Linked DNA regions of Mus musculus: all the other regions are linked to region 1. A link is a loop called in an ENCODE intact Hi-C map of the cell type or tissue named here. Cell type or tissue: heart. All regions are shown on one strand.

What was found. A loop is a pair of places that touch in the nucleus more often than their neighbours do. Peaks named below come from ENCODE experiments on the same cell type or tissue, not always from the same donor. Only the 100,000 strongest peaks of a DNase experiment are listed, where the experiment ranks them.
Region 2: it touches region 1 in a loop (6-fold over the local background); 10 of 42 quality-filtered maps call a loop at or near these places.
Region 3: it touches region 1 in a loop (2.9-fold over the local background); 6 of 42 quality-filtered maps call a loop at or near these places.

Annotation. Positions count from the first base shown.
Region 1 is chr5:100,317,960-100,325,959 of GRCm38, reverse strand. No RefSeq gene overlaps it. Among named protein-coding and RNA genes, the nearest start is that of Gm45913, 20 kb to the right of the region's middle. In heart, a CTCF peak has its summit at 3,731 (motif pointing right); no DNase peak of the experiment used is centred here; H3K27ac peaks cover 461 bases.
Region 2 is chr5:99,924,147-99,932,146 of GRCm38, reverse strand. Vamp9 (vesicle-associated membrane protein 9) reads right to left here. Exons shown (of 6, transcript NM_001378420.1): 4 at 7,204-7,305. Among named protein-coding and RNA genes, the nearest start is that of Vamp9, 22 kb to the right of the region's middle. In heart, a CTCF peak has its summit at 4,011 (motif pointing left); no DNase peak of the experiment used is centred here.
Region 3 is chr5:100,155,991-100,163,990 of GRCm38, reverse strand. It overlaps Tmem150c (transmembrane protein 150C), which reads left to right and starts at 4,710. Exons shown (of 8, transcript NM_001382851.1): 1 at 4,710-4,772. In heart, no CTCF peak of the experiment used is centred here; DNase peaks (open chromatin) are centred at 4,630 and 4,770; H3K4me3 peaks cover 1,452 bases; H3K27ac peaks cover 1,150 bases; H3K27me3 peaks cover 4,794 bases.

The DNA.
Region 1 (8,000 bases):
AATCCCTGCGTGTCTAAGGGGATACCCCTTCACACAACAACATGCACAAAAGCTCCATTCAAATCCCCAAGTAATTTATTTTCCCCCCCGGCGATAATCTTCCTGCTTTCCCCAATATATTAAATTTGTTTTCTCAAAGCTATCTCAACTGTGGTCTGAAAGACTGGGCAGTTTCTTTCCCCTCCTAACCCGCAGCCTCTCCGTGGGGTTGTGTCTCAGCTCCTCTGCTCCCCCACACCTTGGTCCTCTTGTTTCACCCTGGTGCTGATGAGGGGCAAGGTGTGAACGAAACACCTTAGAAGAGAAAGAAGCAAAGATGCTGTGGTGGCAGCTTATGCACTGCTGATTATCGGTTGTCAGAATGGTCACAGTTATCAGAAAACGTCCTGGGTCAGGCACAGTAATGAGAGCGGGCATCTATCTGATACAATACAGCGGCTTACAGTGCTACATACTTGAATAGACACTCATTTAACTGCCTCACAAACCTGTGATCAAGCTATTGCCATGACTCCTACTTTACTTAAGAGGAAGCTAATGAAGTTTTTAGTGAAGAATTTAGTAAGTGATGCAGTTGGAACTTAGACCTGGTGGAGTTAGATCTAGAACGCTTGTAGCAGTGCAAGAGGAAGCTGTGAACTCTGGAGTCAGGGGATCTGCTTCTGAACACTGCTTTCCCCATATTACCTGTGACATCACATGTCAGCTGTGACATTGCATATCTGCTGTGACATCACATGTCAGCTGCAATATCACATATTAGCTATGATATCACATATCAGCTGTGATATCACATATCAGCTGTGACATCATATATCATCTGCAACATCACATATCACATTTCTACTGTGACATCACAGTTCTTCTGTGACATCACATATCTGCTGTGACATCATATATCATCTGCAACATCACATATCTGCTGTGATATCACATATCAGCTGTGATATCACATGTCAGCTGTAACATCAGATATTAGCTGTGACATCACATATCAGCTGTGATGTCACATTTCTACTGTGACATCACATATCTGCTGTGGCATCACACATCAGCTGTGATATCACATATCATCTGTGACATCACATGTCAGCTATGACATCACATATTAGCTGTGACATGCAGCAATCCCTTAACTTCTGACATCAGTCTCCTCCAGTTAGAAAGAGAACCAGCCCCAGGATGTTCTGAACCAATGGTTCCTCATTACGCAGAGTTGGGCATACCAAGTATTCAGTTTTTATGTGAATTATGCTGTCTCTTCTGAGATCTATTAACTCTCCTCACTTACTCTATGTCAACGTTTCCAAGTGTCTCGAAGACATTTTAGAGGCTTGCCTCTACTTTAGCAATCGCTTTCTATTATTCCAGATTACTGTGGAAAACAAAAGAATATGACAGCGTTGTGGTGTGGGGTGGAATAATCCACTGATGTAGCTGATACAGTTGACAAAAATTAAGATGAGACACTGACTGATGTGAAGAGAAAGTTTAAATAAGACTAGCAGACCAAAGACATATCATGGCGGGTTAAGAAGAAAGCCCAAAGAAGGAAGGGAGGGAGGGAAGGAAGGAAGGAAGGAAGGAAGGAAGGAAGGAAGGAAGGAAGGAGCGAGCAAGAAATGACAACATAAAGTGTACATCAGAGGACGAGGTGTCTTTCCAGGAAAGACACAGAGCATTGACACCAGGATGCCTCAGCCAGAGGACTCTGGGCGGGGCCTCAGGCAGAGGGTGCTGGGACGGGGATTCCTGGGGTGTCTTTAGGCCTCTTCCCTCTGGCCCTCATTTTATTAGTCAGCTCTGCTTTCGTAGTTTTCTACCTCACAGACAATATAGGCCATCCTAGCCCTAACTTTCCTCGTGTCTTCCTTACTGTGTCTGACTGCAGCTGCCACAGGATCTGGATTCAGTACTTTGGTTTACAGGTGAGCGTTTCATAAAGTGATTCCTTCTTTAAAATTGAGAACTAGCACTTCTCTCCAACCAGGCACTGACCTATGCCCTTTGTAGGTTTTGCTTACATTCAGAGGTCATAAGAGAGGATCCGATCTCCTGGGGCTGGAGTTACAGACAGATGTGAGCCGTCAAGGGGGGCTCAGAATTGAACTCTAGTCCTCTCTGCAAGAACAACCAATGATCTCTTGCAGCTGCTTGCTACTGGTTCCTCTCTGCCCTTCTCAAGGGTCCTGAGGCAGGAAACAGTCTGACTGCTCACCAGCTTACTTTCCTGAGTGCCATGTTTGGTCCATGGAGCATGGTCTTAGTTTGAACATCCTCGGCCTAGGGAGTGGCACTATTAGAAGGTGTGGCCTTGCTGGAGTAGGTGTGTCTCTGTGGGCTTTAATACACTTGTCCTAGCTTCCTGGATGCCAAGATGAAGATGTAGAACTCTCAGCTCCTCCTGCACCATGCCTGCCTGGATGCTGCCATGATCCTGCCTTGATGATAATGGACTGAACCTCTAAGCCAGCCCCAATTAAATGTCCTTATAAGAGTTGCCTTGGTCATGGTGTCTGTTCACTTCAGTAAAACACAAACTAAGACAAGCACACAGCACTCTAGAAAACCCAGAAAAACAGACAGATCCCTGAATGCTTTGCTGTTACCCCAAGTGTCTCAGGAATGACTCTGAGATCTGTTGTCTGCTGCCCCTCTACTTTGTTGAAAATATTTTAAAGCTTTCCACGGGAGCTGAAAATATGAGCTCTCTCCTTAGGCTTGAGATAAAGAAGACTCAGCCTTTGCCCGTATCCCTTGTGGTGAGAAGAGAAGAGGGGACCTGCAGCGCATTGGTGGCTCTCTATTGACTGCCCCACGTACACTCTGACTTTTCCCACTCTTGATCTGTATTTGGCAGCCGTGAGTGGTGGCTGAGTTCTATCCTTTGAGAATTTTGTTTCTGATAGCTGTGGTATCAGTGCCTCACAGAAATGGAAGCCGAATCCTCTTCCTACACCTCAGTCACTGAAGCAATGGAGAAACATGCAAGGCAGGGAGTGTTTCAGCTCTCCATGGCTTCTTACACCCCAAATGTGGTGGCTTCAAAACATGGGGAGACCATTCCTTGTGGTTCTATGGTTTGGCCGATGGCTTCCCGTATAGCCGCCATCCTTCACAAGGCGTAAAGCTGGGTGCTTTTGACTTTTAGGGACAGGGTTGAACACCTGTCTTTCTCACAGCGTCTCATTGTTTAGTGATCCATGCTGGCTTCCCTGTCACCTGCTCAACCCTTTCCTATAGCTTTGTGTTTATGGGGAAAGCAAGTGACAAGATGAGATACTTGGCAGTGATCAGGGTGGAGGGCAGGATTTAGGAAGACGTGATGGGGTGGGGGAGGGGAGGGGGAGGGGGACAGGAAGGGACTGAGGAGAAGGGGAGAAGGGGAGGGGGAGAAGGAGGTGGACAGAAAGGGAGGAAGGAGAAGGGGGAGAGAGAGGGCAGGGGAGGAGGGGGGAGGAAGAGGAAGAGAAGAAGGAGAAAATGTCTTATATTAAAATTTTTACTTCATTGTGTTTTTTTTCTGACCACGTTCCTAAGTTCCTCTGTAATCCCTTGGGTCTCTTTAAAATCTTAGCGTGTATGAATCCAGCCAGCCCTTCCCCCATCGTCTCCCCCTCCCCCAACGTAGCAAAATGCGAAGGTTGATCACCACCTGCTGGCTGGTGCGCTGATCTATCTCACCGGGACCTCCTTGAAGGGCAGTACAAAGAGACTGCCAGTAGGCGGCGCTGTGCCCACACCTCTGGCACCAGTGCAATGCTACCAACTTCACGAATTGCTAGATAACTAAAACAAGAAAGGCTCTTCAAAACTATGCCATTCGCTGATTTCTTCTTCCCCATGATGTACCTGTGGTCTGGAGAGGTGACTGTTGGAAACTGGGCTAAAATCCTCTTGACTTCCAGGTTGGCGTTTCCACTCTCCAATTCTCCCCCAGACAGCCCTACAGCCATCTCGGCTGTGACTTCAAATATCTTAGCAGTGTCAAAAACAAACAAACGAACGAACAAACAAACATCTTTTATATGTGTAAAAAAATCAGCAATGAACAGAATAGCTTTTTGGTGACATTTGTTTGTACCCTTTTGCATTTGTCCTTGCGGTAGTTAGCAAATATCTAGCAGAGATGGAATTAAATTTTCTTTAAAAATGTAGTTTAGTTAACAATTGCAAAGCCACGGGGGAAGATTCCAGTTTCTGCAAATAATTAAAATACTCAGGGATATGAGGCAGTTTGCAGTGTTAATCTTCAATTCTGTTATTGCTAGCTTAGGGATCATGGGGAAACTTCACATCTGTAAAATGGAGCAATGGTGTTGGTGGGTCATGTCATAGTCCAAGCGGTCAACACGTGCAAATGGTAGTGAGAGTAGTAATCATAATTTAGAATCTAGAACTCAGAACTGAAATCTAGTTGTTTCTATTACAACAGAGGAATTCCCCTCCTTGCTGTGGGTATGTAACTGTGGCATAGGTCTTTTGCATCCGTGTATAGCCACTCCAGACACTACCGTGGCTAGGAACTGTGAAAGTGGTGGGTGAGTGGCTTAGCTATGTGGCTGGTGAGTAAACAGGAGATGAGAAAGGAAGGAGGATGCCAGAATGACTTCTTCCCAACTGGGGACCCTTCTCATAGAAGGGTGTGGTGGGGGATCTGGGAAATAATAATAACAGCGCCAACAAGATGGCTCAGTGGGTAAAGATGCTTGCCACCAAGCCTGGGGGTCTGTCTGCGTGCAATCCCGGACATCTACATCGTGGAAAGAGAGAACTGATTCCAGTAAGGTGTCCTCTGGTTCCACACATGAGCACACGGACACACACACACACACACACACACACACACACACACACACACACACACCCTACACTGAAAAATGTAAAGAAATAGTAACTGTTTGCTTTCTGTGAAAACTTTTTTTTTAAGGTGTGGATCTTTGGTTTGTTTTTGAGATATGTTGCACAGTCTAGCTTCAAACTTGCCATGTAGCCCAGGATGGTCTTTAATTCATGATATTTCTGCTCCCTAGGGCTGGGATTCCAGGACTCGGACTCCCCACCTAGCTTTTTGGGTCATCTCTTACGGTGTCATCCACGTGACACTGGCTTCTTCTCTTCCTCTTCCTCCTCCTCTTCCTCTTCTCCTCCTCCTCTTCCTCCTCCTCCTCTTCCTCCTCCTCTTTCTTCTCTTCCTCCTCCTCCTTCTTTTTAAAAAGGATTTATTTATTTTATTTATATGAGTACACTGTAGCTGTCTTCAGGCACACCAGAAGAGGGCATCGGATCCCATTACAGATGGTTGTGAGCCACCATGTGGTTGCTGGGAACTCATGACCTCTGACAGAGCAGTTAATGCTCTTAACCACTGAGTCATCTCTCCACCACTCCCCCAGTGGTTCTTGTCTGATCTCTCCTGTGCTATGGTTTTCTCATTTGGACAGATGCCTGCAAAAGTCTAGATCCTGCATATTCTTTTCAGTTAATTAAGCTGACCTTGTGTCTGTTTGGTAACATGATTCAAATATTGTTTTGTTTACATTTTAAATATTGAACTTAACTGGGATTTTTTTGTGGATTCCTACCCTGTGGCACGGTTATCCCGGACTTCAGTGTTGTCTCTTTCCTGCAGCTGTAAGATGCTTGGAGGTGAGAGTGTTGAAATGTTCCTTTAACTAAAAGCCAAGTATAGATCAGAAATGGGCCGAAAGGCAGGCACAAGCATGGCACTTCTTTTTCTTTTGTGCACAGCAGAGCACAGCAGAGCACAACATTGAATAATCGGTAGGTATATTTGACAAATTGGGAATCCAGTTCATTAGAGAGCTTGGAGTCTAAAAATCAGGCAGCTTACAGGAAAATTTATGAGAGTATTAGACTGTGCAGCTACCAGAAAACAGGGCGCCAGGAACCGAGGCTGTATTGATGATCTTCCGCCCGAATCGGAGCTGTGTCCACTGAGCAAAACCTTCTCTTGTCAATGTGACTTAGGGGAGGAATGTTAGTGACACATAGATCTAGAAGACCAAGGGGACAGACTCAAACCCACAGGGCAGGATCAGCTCTGCAATATCTGTGGTTGAAGAACTAGGGGCCTTGTTCATAAAGCATCAATGTAAACAAAACCCTTGGGGAAAGACTTAGTCCCCATAAGGATCACCAGGACAAGCACCACCAAGTTATGAAATGCAAGTTATGCTGGTAAAATCATCTTTAAAAAAATCAATGTCTGGTAAGGCTTTTGAGAAGTTTATGTTCCCAAACTGGCATAAATTAGTACAAATATTTCTGGAAAACAGCACAGTGAAGTGTTACGAGCCTCAAAACACCACAGCCTCTAGTCTGGTGACACACTAGAGACCATTTCTTGGAGAAATAAGTCAACACAAAGATACAGGGGCTGGAGAGATGGCTCAGTTGTTAAGGGCATTGGTTGCTCTTCCAGAGGACCCAGGTTCAGTTCCCAGCACCCACATCATAGCTCACAATTGATTTTGACTTTAGGGGACCTGATGTCCTCTTCTGACCTGCACAGACATTTTCACACAAGTATTGTACACGTACACACTCATACACATGTATACACAAAATAAATAAATTTTAGAAAAACAGAATAGATTACCTAAAAATTATTAAACAGAAATGATATGTTTAATCAATATAATATTATTAGGACTAATATACTTGGGCTGGAGAGATGGCTCAGCGGTTAAGAGCACTGACTGGTTTTCCAAAGGTCCTGAGTTCAAATCCCAGAAAGCACATGGTGGCTCACAACCACCTGCAATGAGATCTGATGCCCTCTTCTGGCGTGTCTGAAGACAGCTACAGTGAGCTTACAAATAATAATAAATCTTTGGGCCAGAGCAAGCGGGGCCAGAGTGAGTGGAGGTCCTGAGTTCAATTCCCAGCAACCACATGATGGCTCACAACCATCTGTACAGCTACATTGTACTCATATACATAAAATAAATAAATAAATCTTAAAAAAAGAATAATATACTTGTGAGTTGTGAAAACAAATGGAAAAGTCAGTACAAAACAACACCAAGTGAAAAAAGAGTTCACTTAACTTTGTAAACACCGACTATTTACTTCCTTAAGACAGAAACCATTGGAAATGTAAATGAGCTAAATACCTAATAAAAAATGGAAAAAAAAGTATAAACAATAAAATAAAAAAAAAAGACAGAAACCAAGCAGTTACAGATAAGAGGAAATCACTCGGGCTCACTGCATAGCCTGATAAGAAGTTAATTTGATTTTTCTATTGCTCCAAGGTACCGTATCTACTGCTTCCTACAAAATTAAGACACATATTAAAAAGATTAATATTTTGATGTGGATGGGTGTTTTCCCTACATGTATGTCTGCATGCCGTGTGTGTGAGGTACCAAGGAGGCTGGAAGAGAGTGTTGAGTCTCCAGGGATGGGAGTTACAGATGGCTGTGAGCCACTGTGTGAGTGTTGGGAATTACACACTGGAAAGAGCAGTTGGTGCTCTAACCACTGAGCAATCTCCCTAGCCCCTACAACCACAGTTTAAAAGGCTTTAAAACCTTGAGTTGTGAACCTGCTAGTAATCCCAGCTTCAAGGAGGCTGAGGCAGGAAAACGGCTGCATTCGGGTCTCCCTACACAGGGTTAATCAGACCAGTTAGGGCTGCAGAGCAAGACACAGTCTGAAACAACAAACCCAAACAAACAAAGGCCGTATCACAAAAGGCCATTTATTAAGAACAGGACAAAGATGACCCTTGGCTCTCTATCGTGTGTCTTCTGACAGCTGTTCAGATCTTAGATACCAGGTGGGAAGACAGAGTGTACCACTCTGGGCCTCACAGACATGCTGCACACGGTGGGGAGGAGTGTCATGGCGGCTCTAAGCCTTGAGCGGTTAGGGGAGACTGTCTAACTGTCTGCTGGGAAGCTGTCTGGCTGCCATCTGGTTGGGAGCTTGGCTTTGGTCTGGTTCTTATGATTGCTTGGCAGTGTGGCTGG
Region 2 (8,000 bases), 390 kb after region 1:
TGTCCTAGGCCCTCATGGAAGCTCACTTTAAACAATCGATTTGCTCACAAGGTGTCCCACAGACGCTGTTTCATGAAGCACACAGTGTGACCAAGTGGGAATGCTCTGCTGCTAACTCCTGCCAGGGTTCTGCCTGCCTCTACAGCCCACAGCTGGAACAAAGGCTGGTGAGGCCGTGGGCTCTCATGACCACCAGTCTTACCCAGCTTACCTTCTCTGTGTCCTGTATTTTCTGTTCCTTTCTGGTATCTCCGACTTCCTTTTTGGATTTTTGTTCTTTATAACTTTCTTTGGGCTGAAGCCCATCTTTCCCCATTTGGACTCTCCTCTCCACTGGCTCACACAGAACCAGTCTCTAGTCTGCCATGTGACGAGGGAGTCCTTACATGGCTCTCCTGTGGCTAGATAGCTCACATGTGAACAACAGCACCCTGTTTGGATGTTCCATGGAGTGTTTTTCCAGTCGTCTGCTGAAGGGCATCTTGTTTCCAATGTATGCAATCATAAAGAGAACTGTCAGAAACATCCACATATAGGTTTTGGTGTAGTGATACTTTCAAGTTATTTGGTAAAATGTCAGGAAGAGTTGTTTATTTTTTTAAATTATACTTATTGATTAGTTTCTTAGGGAGAGCATGCTGCGAAAGCACGAGCGTGGAAGTCAGGAGAGAACTTCCAGGGTCGATCTCTCCTCTGGGGTGGAAAGCCCGGGGAATGGAACTCAGGTGCTCAGGCTTGGGGGCGGCTGTCTTTTATCTGCTGAGCCACCTCACTAGCTTCAAGGCTAAGATGTCTCTTCACTCACGTGCATGTGTATTCTGTGACTGTATGAGGTTGGTGTGCAGGAGTGCCTGGAGACCAAAGGGCGGCTTTGGATCTCCTGGAGTGGAGTTACAGGTGTTCCGAGTCACCCAATGTGGACACCGGGAATTGAACTCAGATCTCTGGAAGAGCAGCTAGTGCCCCTAACCACTGAGCCATCTCTCCAGGCCTTGAATGTTTAGTTTTTTTAAGGAACAGCCAAACTTTGTATCCACATGGCTGTACTTGCATTCCACCAGCCTGCTTCCATTGCTCCACATCTTTGCTGGCATTTGGTGATGTCAATATTTAAAAGTTCTTTTAGTAATTGTCTAGTAGTGTTTCCTTTGTAGTTTGCAACTTATTAATGAAGTATGGGCTGCAGAGTAGAAGGCTTCCATGGCGTCACGTTTTTTGTTCAGGTGACTGCTGAATATTTTCTGCTCATCTTCATTTAGTTGCTTCTTATTGCTAAGAGCTCTTTTTATATTTTGAAGATACATCTATTATTATTTTATTTTAAATATTTGTTTATATTATTTTATGAGTATGCACATTTTGCGTATTTTGGCTGTATGTGTACCATACAAATGCCTAGTGTCCATGGAGATGAGAAGAGTGTGCAGGATCCTTTGGAACCAGAGTTACTGACAGTTGTAAGCCACTATGTGGTGGTGGGAACTGAACCCAAGTCCTCTGCATAAGCCACCTCTGAGCTACCTCTCCAGCTGCCTTAAAACATTTATGTGTATGTGTGTGCCTGCAGATTATGTGCAAGTGTGTGCATGCCCGTGTGGGGAGCAGGGGAGGCCTTGAGAGAATGTGTAAGGTGCAGAGGAAGCATCAGACCCCAGGGAACCAGCAAAGCCTTCCTCTGGTCCAAGTGTGAGTATTTACAGGAGGTGGACCACTGTGTAAATACTGCAGCTTCCTCTTCCTTATGTTTACAGCCTAACACAGCCCCCTACAGACACCTCCTCCTGAGATTAGCCATCTCTTCCTCTTCCTCCACCTCCTCCTCCTTGTAACCTCACTGAGGTTCTGGGCTGTGTTTAGTTAGTGGCACTCCATCCAGAGAGTATGGCCCACCTGATCCCAGCTTTTCTGTAAGCCCATCTGTGTGTCTGTCCTTTCTTCTTTCCTTCATCCTCCAGTCAGGTTTCCAAAGCCAAGCTGATACATCACTTGTGGAGGCCAGAAGGGGGTGTTGGCTCCTCCGGAGCTGTGGTTATAAACATGTCTACTTACTAGGTTTTGTTCTTTTGTTTTTAAAAAGATTTGTTTATTTATTGTATGTATGTAAGTACACTGTCGCTGTCTTCAGACACACCAGAAGAGGGCATCAGGTCTCACTACAGATGGTTGTGAGCCACCATGTAGTTGCTGGGAATTGAACTAAGGACTCTGGAAGAGCGGTCAGTGCTCTTACCTGCTGAGCCATCTCACCAGCCTCATTTTTTTTTAAATACAGAGTTTCTCTCTGCGTAATTGCTAAATTTCTTTCATTTAAAAATTTTGTATAGGATTTTTTATACTTTGTTAAATTTTATAAAAGCATTTAAATTTTGGGTGCAAATGTAAGTGATGTTGTTCTTAAATTTAACTCCACTTGCTTGTTTCTAGCTGACTTTTTAGTGTTTTGTAACCTTGCTATAAATGCTTTTAGGTCCAAGGATATTTTGGCTAATTCTTTTTGATTTCTTGCACAATCATGTAACCTGCAAACAAAGATGCAAAAATTTTAGCTCTCCCTCCCAGTTTGCATGTCTCCTGTTTTCTTCCCTGCCCCTTGCACTGGCTATGCCCCCCACCCCGTCCCTGCTCCAGTGTTGGGAAGCAGAGGTGAGTGGGGCACTGGACAGGGCAGCTACGTGAGAACAACTTATTAAAAAGATGAGATCAAATGCCCACAAGACAAAACGATAATACCTTTTGTATGAAGGTGGAGTTGAGAGTGAAGTTGAGGGTGGCAGAGGCTGATGAGAGAGGAATTATGGGATGGGGTGGGGGAGGAATATAATCAAAAGACACTGAATTCATGTATGGAACTGTTCAAAGAACTGACAAACATATTAAAATGAGCAGAGGAGATCTTTTAAAGGGTGACTTGAGAGCATAAAAATAAGGGTCTGGCCATTCAAAAGCTGAAATAAAAGTTTTTTTTTTCTTTTTTAAATATATATTTTGTAGTTTCAGCAGTGCACACATGTGACCAAACTCGTCTCACCTCTGCTGCACCTCCCGGAGCTGCTGCTGTGCTTCAGCCTGAGAGGGCAGGCTTTACAGTTTTACTCTCTATAAGACATAGTCTCGTTTCCCAGAAAACAGAACCACGGCACCATTGTCATTTACCTAATATCTCCGTTTCAGACAAACGTCTCAAAAGCGAGCCATGGTTCTTCTCCTGTGATGCCAGCGTCCACAGGTGCATGTTGGATTGGATGGACGCATCTCTTCAGCTTCATTTAGTCTATGGGTTCTTTTCTATGCTGTGCTACCTGTCATGGCTATCCTATCTTACCTTTGTTACCCACACTTAAATGTATTTAACTGAGCATGTCAACCGCTCTGTTTCCAGGGAATTAGAAATGGATGTGGAACTGCTTCAGGGTCAGGCTTGGTGTTTCCGAGAGTGTTCAGATGTGTGCTGTGCGCTTCTGTCCTATCAGAATGGTGATATTCCCTCCCTCCTCGCTCCCCAGGCTGGCCTCTGCCTCCAGAGTGCTGGGATTAAAGGCCCGCACCAATCATTCCAGGCTGATGGTCTCTTCTTCTTCTTCTTCTTTTTTAAAGACAGGGTTTCTCTGTGTAGCCCTGGCTGTCCTGGAACTCACTCTGTAGACCAGGTTGGTCTCAAACTCAGAAATCCGTCTGCCTCTGCCTCCCAAGTGCTGGGATCAAAGGCGTGCGCCACCACGCCAGCTGATGGTCTCTTCTTTAAACTTAGGAAGGACCACCGAGACATCTGCTTTGGCAGCACACACTAAACTGGAATGATACGGAGATCAGCATTTCCCCCTGAGCAATGGTGACAAAGACATTTGTGATCTGTTCCAAGTAAAAGAAATGGGGGGTCTGGAGAGATGGCCCAGTTGTTGGGTTAGTGCTTGCTGCTGCTGTAGACCTCTGCTTTGATCCCAGCATCTACACTGGGCAGCTCCCAACTGCCTCACATTCCAGATCATGGGATCCAGTGCCCTCTTCTGGTCTCCATGGGCATTGCATTCATGTGCGTTCATAGGTACAGACTCATATCATAAATAAAAAGAAATGAAATAACTGTTAAAAAGCAAAAACAAAAAACAAAAAACAATGCAAAAACCGGTGGGGTTGGGTATTTCAGACGCATCTTTTAAATGATTAAGTTCCTAATCAGCTTTTTCCTTGTTTCTGATCATTTCTTAAACAGAATGTTTTTATTAATTCTTTGAGAATTCCATCCACAATATTTTGACTGTGTTTACTCTCTATTCCTCTCATATATAACTTCTATGTCCTCACTCAGCAAGCTTCATGTTCTCTATTTTCTAACCCACTAGTCCAGTCTGGCTGACCATGGCTGTGTGACCATTTACCTGGATCGCTCCACCCAACAGGAGCCACACCCTTAAAGAAAGAAACAAAACTGACCGATCGATCCTCTGATAGAGGCCACAACTCTGTAACTGCTCAGGCTGGGGCGGGGCTCCAGACATTTAGTGCTAATAATAATTATATAGGTTTATTATTTTGTTAAGGATGGTAAGACAGTATCAGCACTCCATCATTAACTAGCTGGAATAGATCCAGGAAGAAAAACGTAGCATAGCTAATTTAGCTGCGCATGTTGGCTCATGTGTGTGATCTTAGTGTGTGTGACAAGGCAAGAGCACCGCCTGCCACAAGTCTGAGGACAGCCTAGGTTACAGAGCAAGACCCTGTCTCAAACAATGCAAACAAACTAACTCCTACCCACCAAAAAAAAAAACAAGAAAAAGGAAAAATACAATTTGACCCATTCAAATTGCTTCCGTTTGCTTCCTTTGAGGTAGAGGCCATATAGAAAGTCAAAGTGAGTGCTTGCCCCTGTCCTGCCTTTAAGCTTTTAGGCCAATGAGAGACAGTGCTCCTGTCTTCCAAAGCTGGCTGGTGAGAGGTGCCCACTTTGGTACCATCTAGGAATCCTGGAACTGAACATACTTATGTTGTCTCCAGTGCGTGAATTATTCTATTATTGACTAGTGGCAGCTGGCTCCTGACTTTGGCTGGTTTTGACTGCTTCGCTGTTGCAGGCATGATAACATGCTCTGGTTTATGTGTCCTCTGTCCTACACTAAGATCATCCTGACTGCATTCGGTGGGTGACAGTTAGAGACTATAATCTCTCACTTATGTGCTCACTCCTGTTGAGTTGGTCACTGTGTCTCACTTTGTTTTATTAAGTGGATAGGCACAGACTGAAACTTCTTTGTCTTTGGAGACTTGGATGATTTCCCTTGGTTTCTTTGATTTTTCTCTTTATAACTAAGAATATTTATAGCTAAGATTCTTGACTCTTAATCAAATTAACATATCTATATAAACCAGTTTCAGAATAGCAATACCAGTATTATTAGTAAACAGGGTGACTCTTGGAAATAAATGTCTTAAAATGTACTTTCAGGTCTCCTTCATTAGGCTGTAATACCACTAGAAATGGACACTCAAATGACTGCTTCAGACTATTTGACACATATTTTGACATAAAACTTTACCACTGTAACAATGTCAAGTGTGTAATTTGGTGGCACTAGTGCATTTCATTGTTATGTGTTGAAGTAAATCCCCAGCCTCAATAAGCCCATGCACAGAACAAACAACTCAGTTATAATATTTATAAGCTCACACCTAGATTGGGCAGATCTGCTCTATTCCCCAGCTGTGAGATCCCTTGCTACCTGTGGCTTTTCCAGGCCATGTGGTTCTGCTCCATCTTCCACCTTCTCTTCCTCCATCTTCATTTCTCCTCCTCTGTCTGTCCTCCTTCCTTTCTCTCCCTCTCTAAACCCTCCAGTCCCACCTTTCCCTTCCACTGCCCAATCACAGGCTCTAGTCTTTATTTGACCAGTTAAAATAGGGAGGAGGTTCACTGAAATCACCCGAGTACATCCTTGATCCACTCCTTGTTAGGGCAGGTCCTCTTGAGGAAGCAGAATTAGCATCAAAATACAAACAGCACCAGGACAATCCACAAGATTTCTCCCTTTTTGTTTAATTAAAAGGCTCTTTTCTCTCAGATATTTAGTGAGCACAACTATTACAATTATGTAATTTATAAAGATACACTTAACACCCAGTCCATCAATTTTGTCAAATTAGATAAAACACCCTACCATCTATCTTAACTTAAAAGGCTTACAATTTTATATTTGAATTATTTCTTGGTTTTAGCTTGTATACCATCTGAAAACCATCCTTTCAAATCTATATCATCTCTCTCGATACTAAACAGCTTGAGTTGGCTATGAGACTACAACCAGTCTTCAACTCTGTTAGAAATTACCTGAAAATATAGAAGCACAAAACACAGCTTCCAAAACTTAACCAGAATTAACATCAAAATACAAACAACCAGGGCAATCCACAGAAGTTATGTAGTGGACATTAGCCTCCAGATCAACTCCAGCCGCCCACTCCCCTCTCTGCATCTTTTGGAGCTATACTCCACTTTCCATCTAGAGCAAGTTAATTATTCTTGGTACTTCATATAAACAGAATTACAGAGTGTTTGCCCTTTAGTGACATCTTATTTCATCTAATAAGGACTAGTTCTAAATTCTAATTTAACAGTATTTTCTAATTATACAAAACAATTACATGGTTTAAAAGTCAAATTTTCAACCCAGGTTTTATACAGATAACTAGTGTCTCTCTCTGACAGCTCAGCCCTTCTTTTTTTTTTAAATTTATTTATTTTATGTATATGAGTACACTGTAGCTGTCTTCAGACATACCAGAAGAGGGTATTGGATCCCATTACAGATGGTTATAAGCTACCATATGGTTGCAGGGAATTGAACTGAGGACCTCTGGAAGAACAGTTAGTGCTTTTAACCACTGAGCCATCTCTCTAGCCTCAGCTCAGCCCTTCTTTGCTTCCCCAGTCCCATACAGGCAGCCAGTTAAATGTTTTTGGTTTATCTTTTTACTTTTAAACTAAAATAAGCAATTCGTATATTTGTATTTATTCCTTCCCTCTGAAATGGCTGCATATAAGAACGTGAATGATGCGGCGGCGGCACACCACGCCTGTTCTCTGATGCTCTGGGACACCCCCACTGTGAGCCTTAGCTCCTCACACACAGGTCTCACCCTTCCCTCCCACTCTTAAGACCGACTCTACAGTTGTGTTGATGAGCTTATGATACAAGTTGAGGTACATACCATGTGCTGTGCTAGTATTTGTTGAAAATCTGTAGCAAGTGCATTTGAAGGAAAAAAATGTTCTTGTGACATCAAAGGAATTCTTGTAAAAATATCACTAACCTGGGGAAATGAATGGAAATATGTAACTTGTATGGCTAACTCCAAGTGCAGAACAACAGAGTAAATGTTCTATTGAAGCAAAGCATGGCAGAAACTTGAGGCACTGCTGGCATTCTGGTGGCAGGTTATCCTTTCTGCTATAAGACATGGTACTTATCAACACTGTGTGTGGCACAGGCTAGCAGAAACCAGAGAGTCACATAGTAGGTACTTCCTTCTTCCACTGTTACATCCAATCACACAAACTGAGAACAGGTACTTCCCTGTGTGGACAAGGAAATCTGAGACCTGTGACATTTTCTAGGTTTTGCTATCATTTTTCTCTCCTGTCCTTGTCTTCAAAATCTACTCAAAAATTACAAAATAATGCTAACCTGCCTTCCCATCAAATAAAAGTTATAAGATATTCCAACACCTCAAAACAGAATCCCAACAATTGTACTTAGCATTGCATCTCTCAGAAATACTGGTGCAAATGACCTGGGTAGCGGTTTTGTGTTGCCTTCTTTTCAGAGGGTGGTGAAGTTGGGCAAGGAGGAAAAATGTGGCGAATACTCAGTGAAATCACTAAATGCTTTTCTCTCCTAGCTGAACTCTCAACTGTCAATGCAGAGAGTGACAATCTTCAGGCCACACCATCTGACTTTATATACAGTTGCAGTGGGAGCTGTGGCAATGTTCCACGTGCTCTGAGC
Region 3 (8,000 bases), 160 kb after region 1:
TGCAATCCCCCTTACCCCCGTTTTACCTTATAAATACTGCTGTTAAGTTATGAACCACAATGCCCTGACTTAGTCACGTACAGATTTAGTGTCTATGCATAACAGACAGCAGATTTTAATGATTGGAATGTCAGTTAAAGAAAGATAAAAGCACAATCAAGCGTGTATTTTGTCTCCGGCCCTCTTGAACCATAGAGCATAGAACGGAAGTCCCATAAATGATAACGGAATCTGCTTTTAGCTACGAGTTCTTCTCTGTAGCCAGCCTTTTAACATATCCTTCTACACTGTCAACATCACTGTCAGGTCTGTGATTCACTCCACTCTGGGGTGATCTCTATGGACATTTTAGAGACAAAGGAGGCAATGATGGAGTACTGATGGCAGTTGGAACTGAGCCTACTGTCTTCATAAACTCAAGTCGGTTTCTAAAGCAAAAGTGGGCGGAGCTCTGAGTGAACGGAAAAGCATGCGCAGAGCAAGCTTTGTCAACTCTGCTACGGAGAGCCAAGGAAGGAACTCTCATAAACTGGAACTTTCCCCCCCACAAAGGCTGTGACTCTCACAACCACATCAAAAACCATAGCTGGTTCTTCATCAAAATGCCCTGGGGCTGGAGAGGTGGCTGGAGTTAGGGGCACTTGCTGCTTCTGTAAAGGATGGGGAGGGGGAGGCTCCAACACTCACATAATTGCTTACAATCATCTGAATCTCCAGTTCCAAGGGCTCCAACATCCTCTTCTGGCTTCCTTGGACACCAGGCATGCATACAGGCAAAGCACTCATATACATAAAATAACATAAAATAAATAAAATAAATCTAAAAACCACAAACCAGGCATGGTGGCACACATATGTGGCATGTGCTTATGACCTCCGATACTGGGAAAGCTGGGACGAGTGACTGCAAGCTGTGGCCTGCTTCCAAAGCCTATTATGTGCCTGTTGGGTAATAACTTTGAGGGAGTGGGAAGTTTGTATGTCAGAAAGTAAACAAAACTTGCAAGTCTCTGAAAGCTATAGCTAGATTCCTAAGGCCCCCTCCTTATACAAGAAATAACAGGCAACAGTAATGACTTCGAAGGGGGATCCACCCTCTGTCCTGGGATCCACTGCTGGTTTTCCTCTCTGCATACTTCTTGTCCCCTGACCTATAAGGATAAGGAACAGAGAAGAGTGAGCAGAATAAGGATTTATTAACCAAAGAGAAAGAGAAAGCTCTAGATGGGTCACAGCAGCAGCAAGGAGACTGGGAAAGTTTACCACCAACACCAAAAACTCCCTGACAGAATTAGAACTAGAAAAACATTAGCTTAAAAATCCTCTTTCACAGGTCACGTCTACTGTCTGTGTTCGCTCCTTGGATACGTGCAGAAAATGTATTTAATACAGAAAGTGCAAAATGTAATGTGAAGGTATATGTCTTGCACTTTGAATGCCTATTCAAACTATATAGATTCATATAGACTTGGTGTCTGGTTAATTTTGGTGAGTGGTCCTTTTGTTTATTTGTAAGTTCTCTTATAATGAAATTTATTTTAAAAGAGTGATTGCCATTGAAGAGAGAAGGTCTAGGAGTTTTTAATAAGTTCAGGAAGGTCCTAATTGGCTAGCTGTATATATGCAAAATAGGTGAAAATACAAGCCAACCAGAGGAAAGTTCACCAAACTGAGAAGGGTTCTCAATTAAGACCTTATCTCAGACCTCTCTTCCCCTTTTCAGGGTGTCTCATGGGTATGGGAGAGGTAAAATGAGGAAGTGGGGGTATACCTAGAGGTTTCCAGCCTCCATTTCTGGGCATTGGTGCCCATCACAGCCTGGAGCCTTTCCTACCTCCTACCTCTATCAGAGCACAGTATTTGTGCTGCCCACACTGGGGTGGGCTTTGTTTCTAGTAATGCAACTGTCTTTGAGTGATTCTAGCTCTTGGAGTCGTCCCTCGTTCATGCTCTGTATGGAAGTCCAATCAACTCCCTGCTTTACCAAGTGCAATCCTTCCTTCAGCCTGCTGGTGGTAAACATGTTTATTCTCTGAGAAAAAGCCTCACAACTGCACATCAGGGTTGTATTAGTTTTCTCCTTATTGCAAACAAAACAAAACAAAAACCTGCAAAGCAGCTTAAGGAGGGATGGATTTACTTTGCCTTACAGTTCCAGGGTAGAGCCCATGGTGGTGAGACGTGTCAGCAGAAACCTGAGGTAGACGGCACATTGTATCCGAAGTCAGGAAGTAGAGAGAGATGGATGAGACACCCAGCTTTCATTCAGTTCATAAACCAGAGCCACCTAAGTTCAACTAACTTAACCTAAATAATCCCTACAGACATTCCTGGAGGCTAACCTAGAAAATCTCTAGGTTATGCCCAGAAGTTGGTCTCGGAGATGAGTCTAGATTCTTTGAGTTGACAATCAATATTGACCATGACATGAACCTCTCCAAAAGACAGATGCCAAGCTGCCAATAATCCCACCACTCAGGAGGTGGGGGCAGGGATGTAAGGCCAGCCTTGCTATAGAACAGAGTGAGTTCTAGCCCAGCTGAGGCTACATGAGACTTTGTCTCAAACACCCCACGCCCAACACACACACACACCACATACAAACACACAAACCACCACCACCATCACCCACATGCAAACACACACACACACACAAACACACACACTGACTCCAGGGAGCTAGGATGGGCCTTTGTGCTTCTTTTTAAGTTCCATGGGTGGGTCTCATATGCAAATTAAAAGGAACCACTTTGGCTGGATCTAGATGATATAAAACAGGAGTCTGTGAATGTAGGTCAGTGGTAGAGTGTCTGCCTAGCAAGCCCTGAGCACAACCCCCATCGCACAAATGTACACATGTACCCATGCACATGTGCACACACACAGAAGAATAAACTAGAGGGGCTGGAGAGAAGGCTCAGTCGCTAAGGGCCTGCACTGCTCTAGAAAACGACCTAAGTTCAGTCCCCAGCACCCATATCAGGTGGATCACAACCCGCCATGCCTCCAGTTCTGGGGCTGGGGGTTTATGGATGCCTCTGGGTTCCAAAGGCTGCTGCACTCACATGCACAGGCACTCTAATAGACACGTAATTAAAAATAAATGGCTTTTAAAAGAATGAATCAGAAAAAAAAATGTCTAGCTAGAGGACTCTTCCAGTCAACTTAAAAAGAAGTGAGCGAGCGACAGAAGTAGATCGGGTTGAGCACCCCTGGAACCTCAGCGCCTGGGAGGCTGAAGCGGGAGAAACTCTCGGGGATTCTCTACCTACTCTCCCACGGTCAGCTTACTCTTTTCCTCTCCTTTCTTGGTCAGGTAGTCATAAAAATGTACGAATTGGCGTTTTAATAACGCCTCCCACCCCAGGCCCCAAACTCCCAATAATGTTGTGTTCATAACTCTTAGCAGCAGCAGCAGCAGCAAGGATCAGTGGTACCCCACCCCCACCCCATGCATACCAGATTAACTCATGGTTCCAATGCAGTCTTAATAGCCAGCCTGGGCATCCCATAAGGGGACAAGAAGTAGGAGTATAATCCTCAGACTGGGGCTCAGGCTGGGCCTCAAGCAATTTTTAACCTCACAGGCCACCTGGAGAGTCTGAAAAAAACAAAGTTAACTCTCTTCAGAAAACGCCCCTCACCACTCAGCACGTGCTTTCAGGGGGTTCTATACTAGAATTAACTTTTGAATTAACTTAATTGAATAAATCAAAGTCCCATTCCTTAATATATGGTAAACAGAAAGCCGTAAGACCTCAAGAATCGAACGGTCTAGTAGTCAAAACAGAACAGTGGCCAGAAATCAACACATGCGTAGATAATGACAAGCGCCATGGAGAAGAGAGCATTCTAGAAGCCAGTGGCAGAGATTTTGTATAGGTTGAGTTGAGGAGGGAGCTTAGAAACTTAGAAACTTGTGCTTTGAGAGGCAATGGTTTTAAGTAGATGGGTGTGGTGGATTGATCCAGGCGACCCTACCAGGCATAGCAGGCCAGTCAAGTAAGTTAATGAAGAATTTAAGATTAACATGACTCTGGGCTGTGCTGCTTAGGGGTCAGTGCAGTGACAAAAGTTGGGGTCTGGGGTGGGGCTGCTACTAAAATGCTGAGTAGTGTCTTATGAACATACACACACACACACACACACACAGGGGAAATGAGCAAGTTTGGCTGTAGGGGAGCGGCCTTGAAGTCCTCCGTCCATTATCAGGGTCAGAAGTTAGCCCTGTGTCTGCTCAGTAAGATGAAAGAAAACCACGGGAGGGCAGCGGGTGGTGGAGAACTACGCTGGGCTCGTGGGCCTGAAAGTGAATTTTAGCTGCTGTATGCAAAGTCCTTGGTGTGTGGACAGAAGGGAGCCGGTAAGAAGGTTACAACAGGTCAGGAATAAATAACCAGCAGGCGGAGGATCCCGGATCCCGTCCTGCCTTTTGTTGGGTGAGGAGCGCCAGGCAAGCGCGTCCACCTTGGCTTAGGAAGGAGGCGATTGGACCGTCCGCCCGCAGCCGCAGCCCCGGGTGACGGTGAGGGAACCGGGGACGGGGGGGGGGAGGGGGGGAGGTACAAGACGGGACCTCAGAGCTCTGCTGTCCACCCGAAGCCCCGCGACGGGGACCCCGGAGTAAGTCGGGGACGGGCCGCGTTGCGGCGGGAGGGGGCGGGCGGGCAGATCCCACCCCTTCCTGAAGGAAGCGCCCTCCCCACCGCGACTGCCACCGCCGCCGCTGCCGCCGCAGGTCACGGCCCGCGAGCCGCCGCCGCCCGGAGCAGGTAGGCGCGGCGCCCTCATCCGCCCCTGGCCCCTGATGCCCTGCTCGTCCTGCTCCCGACCCAGCGAGGACCCCACCCGGGCGGCCGCGGTGCCTCCCCAGCCCCCGGGCGCGTACTCCCGAGCCCGAGGCGGGCGGTGCAGCTCCGCGGCGCGCCCGTCCCGCTCGCCGCCGCCGCAGTGTCGCCTGCGGCCCCCCGCCCCGCCCAGTGACAGGTGTCCCACCACCGCGGGTGGGGTCCGGGGAGGAGCGGCGGAGCCCAGCCTGCCGGCCCCGGCGCTAACTTGCGGTGCCCTGAGCGCAGCCCCGCGGCCGCCCTACTGGGCGCGCGTTCCTGGGAAGAATCCAGGATTTCGGGCTTAACCAGGGGGAGTGCGGGGGTGGGGTACGGGTCGCGGTGCACGAGGCGCTATGGTTATCCACGGTCATAATAATTTTCAAAAGTCGACATTCTTGGGTTATGGAGAGAGCCTTCGCTGAGTGGTTTTCCCCCTCCTTAAATGAATCAAAGAGGGAATAAGGGGTTTCCCAGTTGAAATTCATGTTCCTTCCTCCCCACCCGCCCTCCATTCATCCCTCTCTGTCCACCCCTGACCCCCATGGCACTTTATTATACCCTAAGCACTTTGCTGGTCTTTTGGTCGCGGTTTTTCCGACCAGATCTTTCAGGGCTGAGCCAGGGTGGTGATTGCCAACGTGAGAACAGAGCCCAGGTGAATGGAAGCCAGCCAACCCCCCTGGGCGATCCCAGGCTGACCTCCGACATACATGGTCCTGATAGGGAACCGAAATGCACGGATGCATTTAAAAGGCAAGACAGAATAAAGCACTTCTTAGATCTATTACAGTAACACCGCCGAAAGGGCGATATTAGTTTCTGCTTCTTCAATTCTCTGCTTGAATCGAAGACAGATTTTAATAATGCACGACTGTAACTCCATTCTGGGCTGCAGTTAATAAAAAGGGTAGGCGAATGTGAGTGTATGAAGTCCATGGTAGCAGTTAGTAAGCTGACCCACATAAAATGTCCCGTGTTGAGGGTAGACCGTTAGGCGCATACACGTTAATAGATGCAAAATGAATAATTTTACAATCTCAACTTGGGGCAGATACCTAACTTTTTCTTACACATGTCCTGGAGAAAACCCTGCTTCCAAAGTAACCATAGCTGTGCACGAGCTCTCTCTCTCCCCCTCTCTTGGCCTCCTTCTCCCTCTCCCTCTGCTCCTCCCCACCTTTTCTCTGTCTCTGTCTCCCTCCCTCCCTCCCCACTCACCCCACTACTGACCCACCTGAGGCAAGGTCTCTCTATTATGTAGCTCTGGCTGTCCTGGAACTTTCTATATAGACCAGGCTGGCCTGGAATTCGCAGAGATCCACCTGCCTCTGCCTCTGAGTACTGGGATTAAAGGCACGCACCACCATGCCCAGCAACTGTCATCTCTTAATGAACTAGAAGTGTGAATTTAATTTTCTTGGCATAAGCATGGGGATTTTAATGGTTTGCCCTTGATGTACAAATTACTTAAATGTTTTTTGCAAGCCTCCCAAGTTGGAAGCTGACAAACTGGATATAGTAAATAAAAGGGTAAGGAAGTTTTGCTAGCATTAGTAATAATTGACAGATGTTATGACACTGGTCAAACATAAAGAGTTTGGGGGGAAAATGCATGCTTATTGCGATCTGCAGGTTAACTGAATAAAGTCTGTTTGGTTTACTTAAATTTGCATTATAATATCTTGATAGCGATTTCTTAATCTGTGTTTCTTGTCCAATGCTTTTCGAGGGAGGTCGGTTGCTTTAAAGGGTCATCGTTTTTTCATGGACACAGCAATACTGTCAGTTGGCCTTTGTTACAGCCTGCTGTCACCTTGCTCAGTCACCTTGCAAGAATTCTGTGTTCAGTTGTGCTATTCTTGGTTTCCCTGTGGCCAGTACCTCTTTGGTTCATGGTCAGGTGAGCAACATTCTGGAGACCTGAGGGAGCGAAGGGTATCTGGCCCCACAGTCTTAGTCCTTTGTATCTCTGTACATCAGGATCATTTCTGGGGCCTATTAAGCCAAAGGATGCGGAGAAGATAAAGTTTTATCTGCCAGTCTTCCTGTTCCTGGAGGAACCTGTAGCATCAGACTTGGGACTCAGTAGTAATAAGGTTGACCTTGCCAGGCCCAGGCGCCTATCATTACTATGCCGTTGTATGTGTTGGGTATATATGAGTGTGGTGTGCACACATGTGCACATGCATGCACGAGTGGAGGCCTGAGGTCAACACTTCTTCCCTTCAGCTCTCTCCACTTTTACTTTTTGAAGTAGAGCCTCTCAGTGAGCTGATTTATTCAGTCAGGCTGGCCCAAGGAGTTTCAAGAGGTCTACCTGCCTCCCTCCCCTACCAAAGCCTGGGGTTATAGGCACCCAACACCATGCTTAGCATTTAACACGGGTAACTCAGGTCCTAACGTTTACATGCCAAGCACTTTATAGGCTGAGCCTCTCTCAGCCCAGAGTGGAAATACTTAACTGAGAGGGATTTCAGACAGGACAGTATATATATATATATATATATATATATATATATATATATATATATATATATATATATATATATATATATATATTCTCTTGTAGCTCAGTATTACCAAGTATAACTTTCTACACTGATGGGAATAATCTATAAATCTGTCTTATATGATAACCATAAACTTTAACATGAGGCTGTTGAAACGTGGCCAGTACAACTGTGGAACAGATTTTAAATTTTATTTAACTTTAATTAACTTAAATTGCCACATAGAGATAGTGGCTACCATGTTGGTCGATGCATCTCTGAATTCCCACCACTCATTTCTGATAGGGATACATCTGATGGCAATTATCCCTTAATTAGGAAGAAGTAGAAAATTGCATTATGCTGCCAGGACTTAACTCAGGAATCGTGTTTTATAGAAAGGCGCTTGCATGCATGCTAGAGTTCTTGTCTACTCTAAAAACACTTGGCTTTTTAACTCTCTGTCTCTGCCACTCACAAACATAGTCATCGGTCCAAGTTGTTGGGGACAGTGTTCTGGTGGGCGCTCACAGAAGAGCATTATCTGCCCTTGTGCACACTGTGGCCCATCAGTCAATCTACGTTGGCTTCTGCTCTAGCTAAGTTTGCAAGCCAGGGGGGAGATATTTGGAGAAAGGGAGGAAGGCTTATGGCCATGCCTGCCTGTACCCTTCCTCTCACA